Regions from separate parts of the Homo sapiens genome. Here regions 1 and 3 are each linked to region 2. The links are chromatin loops, found by intact Hi-C in ENCODE. Cell type or tissue: PC-9. All regions are shown on one strand.

Region 1 (2,500 bases), 320 kb before region 2:
TGTACTGCTTTCCTGCCTTTTGACAGTTCTCTGTACTGCCCCGTAGAAAAGTCGAACATCAGTTGTGGAAATGAGAAGGAACCCAGCATGTGTGGCTCAGCCCCTTCTGTGTTCCCCTCCTGCAAGCGATTGACCCTTGAGGTGAGTCTGTTCAGTGATAAGCAGCTTGCCCCTCCCTATAGTGGAAGACAGTGGTTGGCTAGCTTTACCTCTGCCTAGTTACATAAGTTTAACTCAGGAATGTGGCAGAGACTGCAAGTTGTCCATCAGTATCCTTTCCCCTTTCTGTAATAGAATTCTCCATTTAACAAAAGTACATGACTACCCAGAATACTCACTTTCCTAGTTAGATTTGTCTTAGTGACTGTTCTAGTTAATAGGATATAAGCAAAAATGACAAGTCCTTAAATGGAGATATCCTGCCCTTCACCTCCTCTTTCTTCCTGCTGGCTGGAATGTATACATGATGACTGGAACTGGAGCAGTCATCCTAGACCCCAGGATGACCCTGGGAAAGGAAGCCATTGCATAGAAAAATCAACAAGGTTAAAAGGAGTCTAGGTGTCTGGTACTGTAGAACATCCTGTCAGTCGTGATCTGACACCTTTGTACTTTCAGGTGAGAAATAGTCTCTCCCTTGCTTAAGTCACTGTTATTGTAAGTTTTCTAGCACTAACATCGAACCTAATAATGATCCAAGAAACCCTTGTGGCTGCATACCTAAACCCTGCTTGCCAACCAATTTTAACAGTAATAAAGCTGACTTTTTGATTTCTGTCTGACTCCTGCGTCCTACTTAATTGTTTCTAAGCATGGATCAAGGAAAAAGGCATTATTAACTATCACCTGCTAAAACCCTAATAAGTACTACCAGTAGTGAAAAATATAACTATGAAAATGACTTACATGTTGTAACCAAAAGTCAGAAAAAGAGACACATTGTAAATTTTTCATTTTCATTATATACTTGGCTGTACTCCAAATCTTGTGAAGTTATGCTTCAAAACTTCAAACAGCCTCACTTCATGTATAAATAACAGAAAAATAACCCTGTCCACACCACAGAAGGAGACGGGAGTTTTATGATCCCGTTTAAACTTCTAGAGCAGCAAACATCTCTAACTACCTTCCTTAAAGCAGGGATGTTGCAAAAATACAGTTACTGTGGAGGTTTATCAGACATTTTGAAAGCTAAAATAATTACTAGAGCCCCTATGATATTATTAAGTAATTTAATTTCTTCTCTAGTACATTTAAACCCTACCACTAGGAGGCCCTGCACTTTCAACATTATAGGAATCCATGTTATATATAACACTATTCCTCTGTAATATAAGTACATTGTACACTTTAAATGAGTGAAATATACAGCGTGTGAATTATATCTCAATAAAGCTAGGTCGTTTTTAAGTATCTTAGGGTTTATAATGTTCATATAACATTACATGGAATGGTTCCCTGTGAACAAATGGTACTAGAGTACACATAAAATGCCCCAAATTACAAATACATAGTATCAAAAATTTTCCTCCAAATTAATCATTTCTCCATGCCAACTGTCCTCTATTACTTCAATGCCTCTGAAGCAGTCCTGCTTTTAATAAGGCAGCTTGTATCCCTCACTCCAAAATGTGCTTTTTCTTGCTCACAAGCTCACCTAATAACTGAGCTGCTTCAGACGCAATATGGAAGTGGTTAGAAGGAAAATGATTGGCTCACCATTTGATTCTGCAGATACCCTTTTCTATGTCCTTTTGCCTTTCTATATTGAACAGCAGAGATATTCCCAGAGGACAATCTTCCATTCAGAGACAAGGACACAAACAGCCCCCTCCAACTCAGTGCCTCTGCCAGAGACAACTGACTGAATATGGACCCCTGGAAATTTTTTGTCCTCAGGCACTAGTTTATTATATAGCACTTAATCCTAGAAACCAGATTCCTAAGGTAAGAGTCAAAGAGTCTTTATTCCAAGTCTTTTCTAAGCAGCAAGTTAACTGCATTTGTTTGCTTCATTGCCATATTTTTGAGAATGTTGACACTTCTTTTGAGAGAAAACATTTAAAAATATACTTCCACTTGACTATTATCCCATGATAAAATAACATTTTTATAAATTATAAGATTCAAATTTTAAAAGATGGGGCTGGGTGCAGTGGCTCACACCTGTAATCCCAGCACTTTGGGAGGCTGAGGCAGGCAGAACACTTGAGCTTGGGAGTTTGAGACCACCCTGGCCAACATGGTGAAACCCCATCTCTACTAAAAATACAAAAATTAGTTAGATGTGGTGGCACATGTCTGTAGTCCCAGCTACTCAGGAGGCTGAGGTACGAGAATCACTTGAGCCCAGGAGGCAGAGGTTGCAGTGAGCCAAGACTGTACCACTGCACTCCAGCTTGGGTGACAGAGCGAGACTCTGTCTCAAAAAAAAAAAAAAAAAAAAAAGTAACAGTTTTTGCATTGTTGGAATTTGGTATTTGATATTGGAATACATTCT
Region 2 (2,500 bases):
GGTGGGTCTGGAGGGGCAGCTCTACTTCCCTACTGTCACTGCTTGGGAATGTGGGCTGAGAGCTGCTGCCACGTCTTCCACTTTTTAAGAGAAGATAAAAATCCATGCTTTTAGTGTAGTATCTCAATTTTAAAAAGATGTTGGGAACTAATTCAATTAAGGCTTGAAATATACACTCAACACCAAAAGAAATGGCTCAGGCTGGATGTGGTTCTTCAGCCCCATTTGCAACCTGTGCTCTATATGTTATGTTTCATCAGCAAGTCCTTTCGACACTCCTTCCTATGAATGAACTGTGAAGAAAACAGCATGGTTGAAAAAAGTTCAATCATAAGGTGATCAAAAATGGTCAACTCCTTATTAAAAAGAAAAAAGAGAAAAACAGAAATCTCTCTCATGCTGTTTATGTTTTTAAAAAATAAAAAAGGAAGCCAGTTCTTTTCCCTGATTTAAGATTACTGATGTGACTTTCAGGTCTTTTTTTTTTTTTTTTTTTTTTTTTTTTGAGATGGGGTCTTGCTCTATTGCCAGGCTGGAGTGTAGTGGCACGATCTCAGCTCACTGCAACCTCCACCTCCCGGGTTCAAGCGATTTCCCTGCCTTAGCGTCCTGAGTAGCTGGGACTTCAGGGGTGCGTCACCACGCCCGGCTAATTGTTTGTATTTAGTAGAGACGAGGTTTCACCATTTTGGCCAGGATGGTCTCGATCTCCTGAACTCATGATCCACCTGCCTTGGCCTGCCAAAGTGCTGACATTACAGGCATGAGCCACTGGGCCCGGCCTCAGGTCTTGAATGTTGACTTTGTGCTTCACTTTCTGCAGTTCCTACTTTCCTACTTAGCTGGAACTTTTCCCCCTAGTGTCTTAAAGTTATCTACATATTTCATTCAATTTACATTCCCACCAGCCAATACGATGTTGTATTTTGGACAGCCACTTTGCCTTTGGAACTGATGGCCAGTCTCCAGTGGGTTTTCATTTTTATTTTTCTCAACTACTATGCAGCACCCCAATCAGAAGTCAGACTATTTTAAATTAATGCCATTTAAGGAATTAGTTGTCTAGACCACTTGACTTCCTTTTGACTAGGATGAGCAACATCAACAGCACTTTGAAGGAGAGTGACATCTAGTGGCTGGATACTGTCTATGCTTTTTCCTTCTGCAGGAATAACTGGATTTTGACTCTCTTGGTCATGTTTTCCTAAGGGTCTCTTGACAAAATGAGCTTCTTCCCATCCGCAAATCACATAAATTTCTTCTAAAGGCCATTACTACTGTTTTCTGACAGCAGCATAGCTGTTACCTTGAAACAAGCACCTACATTGTTTTGTTCTGAGAAATGATTACTTAAGTCACAGCTTTGACCAGCTAGGAAGAGCTAGAGGAGTGACAGGTCCTTATTGTCTGGGTACTACATTGCTTGTTTTTAGAAGCCTTGCTTCAATATCGCATTACATGATTCAGAGCTTGTTGACTTTAACAAAATAACCTTTCCTTACTGTTTCAGTCACCTTTCTATTGTCATTCGATAATAGTTTCTCTGTTGCTGAAATAAAATAACAGGTGGCTATGATGGGGCAGACCTTGATGTTGCTTAGGGAACATGGTGAATAATAGTGGTGGAACCATTTCATAGAGTGTTTTTTTTCCCCTTAGAAATTAAAAACAGCCCGCAACCCATTATTCAAGGGAAAAGAGTAATAGATATTTAAATTATCAGGATTTTAAAGTAATGAAAAGGTAACACATTTAAGATGCCTTTTTCTTTTTTTTTTGAGACAGTCTCACCACTCTATCACCCACGCTGGTGTGCAGTGACATGTTCCCGGCTCACTGCAGCCTCAGCCTCCTGAGCTTAAGTGATCCTCCCACCTCCCTGCCCAGTAGCTGGGACCACAGGCACACACCACCATGCCTGGCTAATTTTTGTATTTTTTGAAGAGTTGGGGTTTTGCCACATTGCCCAGGCTGGTCTTGAACTCCTGAGCTGAAGCAATCCACCCACCTCGGCCTCCCAAAGTGCCAGGATTACAGACATGAGCCATGGCATGACTTTAAAAAATTCAGAGTACCTGACACAGAGACATGATGAAGGTGTTTTTGAAGAAACTACACACTTGTATTTTAGGAGGAGTATTCCAAAATCTGTGAGTAGGAAAAGCAAAAAAATATTAATTGATGTGATTCGTAAATTGTGTTCCTCAAAGATAACCTTGGGTTTTATTTTGATGTTTTCCCTACTCTCCTACCCCCTATTCTGTTCCTGTGTCTCCACATTTTAAAGTATCAACAGGAGTGTGCTATTCACTTCCCTTTCTTGTTGCCCAGGCTGGAGTACAGTGGTGCGATCTTGGCTCACTGCAACCTCCACCTCCTGGGTTCAAGTGATTCTCCTGCCTCAGCTTCCTGAGTAGCTGGGATTACAGGCATGCACCACCACACCTGGCTAATTTTTGGGGGTATTTTTAGTAGAAACGGGGTTTGGCCATGTTGGCCA
Region 3 (2,500 bases), 1.4 Mb before region 2:
GAAAGGCACCAGTTTACTGCTAATAGACCTCAGCCTTCTAAAGAGGGCTTTTCAATACTAACAACGTATCACTGAGTAATGGAAGCAGTCTCCTACCAGTTTTACTTTCAGCAGCATGGCCAGAAACACTGCAGCTTTGGAAAGTACCAGAGATACATACCTAAACCAGTGTCACTGAATTCCTTGAAAAAATGTCATTTCACTTTGGTTAGAGGAATTTCTCTATTTTATCTATTTTAATTTTTTCTTTCCATAGTTTTTTGTGGAATAGGTGGTATTTGGCTTCATGAGTAAGTTCTTTAGTGGTGATTTGTGAGATTTTGGTGCACCCATCACCTGAGCAGTATACACTGAACCCAATTTGTAGTCTTTTATCCCTCATTCTCTTCCCACCCTCTCCTCCCGAGTCTCCAAAGTCCATTGTGTCATCCTCATGCCCTTTGCATCCTCATAGCTTAGCTACCCCTTTGAGCGAGAACATACAATGTTTGGTTTTCCATTCCTGAGTGACTTCACGTAGAATAATCGTCTCCAATCCCATCTAGCTTGCTGCGAATGCCATTAATTCATTCCTTCTTATGGCTAAGTGGTATTCCATCGTATATATACCACAGTTTCTTTATCCACCTGATTAGGTTTCTTTAATTTATATGTAGTCCTATAAGTGCTTATTTTTATTTAAGAGCTTATTTTATTTATTATTTTTAATCAATTAAGTCCATTTGACCAATATTTGTCGAGTGTCTACTGTGTGCCAGGGAAAATGCTAAGCATTGGGGATGCAACGCTGAAAAATGCAAAGGCAATCCCTAATCTTGTCGAACTCACTGCATTCTACCTGCAAAACTGGGGGCTGGGGGGAACAAAGTAATAGGAAGTTGTAACAAATAATCTGAAGTAAATGATGAATGGCTGGAGTAGAGAAGGATGAGGGACACCTCCTTTAGTTCGAGTGGAAAACAAAAGCTTTCACAGTTGTAATCCCATAGACCCTTCTAAATTCTCAAGCCTGTGTTTATGCATAAAATTCCAGTGAGTGTTTTTTTGTATTGATTACATTTTAAATGCCCTTCATTTCATAATAAATATTTTACAACAAGCATCCAGCTCATTAATGCATTGCAGTATGGTCAATATACGCAACATCAGAATTCATATATTATTTAATGACTGAAGCTAATGAGAAATCATGATATTGGTGTTTTTTAGACTTGTTCATTTTTCAAAGTGAGCTTTAAGCCAGGTGCACAAATACCCATTAGCCACAAGATGGCGGGGTTGGTATTTAACAGAGAGTGGCCGGAGAGGAAATACTGGACTTGGACTTGAGAGAATGGCTCACATGCAGAAACAGACGCACACATTCTCTATCTCTGCACTTAAATGAAGAAGAAAATGAAAGCAGATAAGAAAAGAAAGGCATTTAAATAAATGCCCAAGTAAGATTTCAAAGATTGAAAAACGTTCCCAAACTAACTGATGTTACCTGGGTTTGTGACCTCACTAGAAGGTCTGACTATATGATGCCAGTGCTTGGAATTCACCAATTCCTAAAACATATTTGCCGCCCGCACAACCTTTTTTTCACCTCTCACCAAGACAACAAAAAAGTGAAGTTAAATTTTAAACATTAAAAAATAAGGGAAATACCTTGAGCTTGGGTTATTTTAAGAGCCCCACATTCTTTTGGCACATAATTTTTCATGTGTCTGACCTTGGGGACAAGCTTCTACATCCTCTCCTGCCCCTTCATTGGCTCCCCAGCCTCCTTCTGGCCCTGCCCACAACTATGCTTCTAAACTCTTTCCTGTTCAAATCATATTAATTTTCATCCTCCCAGTTAAAGGAAACAAAATCACTGCTCTTCATTCTTTTAGTTCTCTTCGCTAATGTGAATCCTTTTCTTCTTTCCATTTCTGTAAATAAATTGCAAGAACTCCTTGGGGCCGGGCATGATGGCTCAGGCCTGTAATCCCAGATACTTGGGAGGCTGAGGCATGAGAATCACTTGAACCTGGGAGGCAGAGGTTGCAGTGAGCTGAGTTTGTGCCACTGCACTCCAGCCTGGGGGACAGAGCAAGACTCCGTCTCCTCTCATAAAACAGCACAGGCAACCCTGCCTCACTCCTCACCCATTCCCATCCCAGCAACTGGCTTCATCACCCCTATCTACCCTTGGTGATCTTACTTTCTAAAATTCTTCTCTTGGCCCTCAGGGGATTTCCTTCCTATGGTACTACAAAGACTTCACAGGGCTGCTCTTGCTCTGGTCACACCTCAGATAAATTTCAGTTTCATTCTGCCCTGGCATTAGAACGAATAGCCTCATTCTCACATTTTGCTAACTGATTCTCCTCACAGTGTGGAGCTATAATGAAAATAAGAGCAGGGCAGATTTACTCTGTTTTAGTCAGGATTCTTGGTTTTCGGTGAAAACAGCTCATGCTTTTTTATTTGGCATGTTGGAGTCTAGCTGACTAGCATAAAATCAGGAATCTGC

What was found. Hi-C counts contacts between places; a loop is a spot of excess contacts. Peaks named below come from ENCODE experiments on the same cell type or tissue, not always from the same donor. Only the 100,000 strongest peaks of a DNase experiment are listed, where the experiment ranks them.
Region 1: a loop joins it to region 2, with 17 times the contacts of the local background. A loop is called at or near these places in 5 of 110 quality-filtered maps.
Region 3: it touches region 2 in a loop (18-fold over the local background); 6 of 110 quality-filtered maps call a loop at or near these places.

What each region holds. Positions count from the first base shown.
Region 1 is chr3:4,313,621-4,316,120 of GRCh38, forward strand. It overlaps SETMAR (SET and mariner transposase domain methyltransferase), which reads left to right. Exons shown (of 3, transcript NM_006515.4): 2 at 1-141. It also overlaps a transcript of SUMF1 not described here. Among named protein-coding and RNA genes, the nearest start is that of SETMAR, 12 kb to the left of the region's middle. In PC-9, a CTCF peak has its summit at 1,252 (motif pointing right); no DNase peak of the experiment used is centred here.
Region 2 is chr3:4,632,453-4,634,952 of GRCh38, forward strand. All of the region lies in intron 5 of ITPR1 (inositol 1,4,5-trisphosphate receptor type 1), which reads left to right. Among named protein-coding and RNA genes, the nearest start is that of EGOT, 120 kb to the right of the region's middle. In PC-9, a CTCF peak has its summit at 1,105 (motif pointing left); a DNase peak (open chromatin) is centred at 1,109.
Region 3 is chr3:3,199,553-3,202,052 of GRCh38, forward strand. No RefSeq gene overlaps it. Among named protein-coding and RNA genes, the nearest start is that of CRBN, 21 kb to the left of the region's middle. RefSeq lists an enhancer at 2,200-2,379. In PC-9, a CTCF peak has its summit at 1,248 (motif pointing right); no DNase peak of the experiment used is centred here.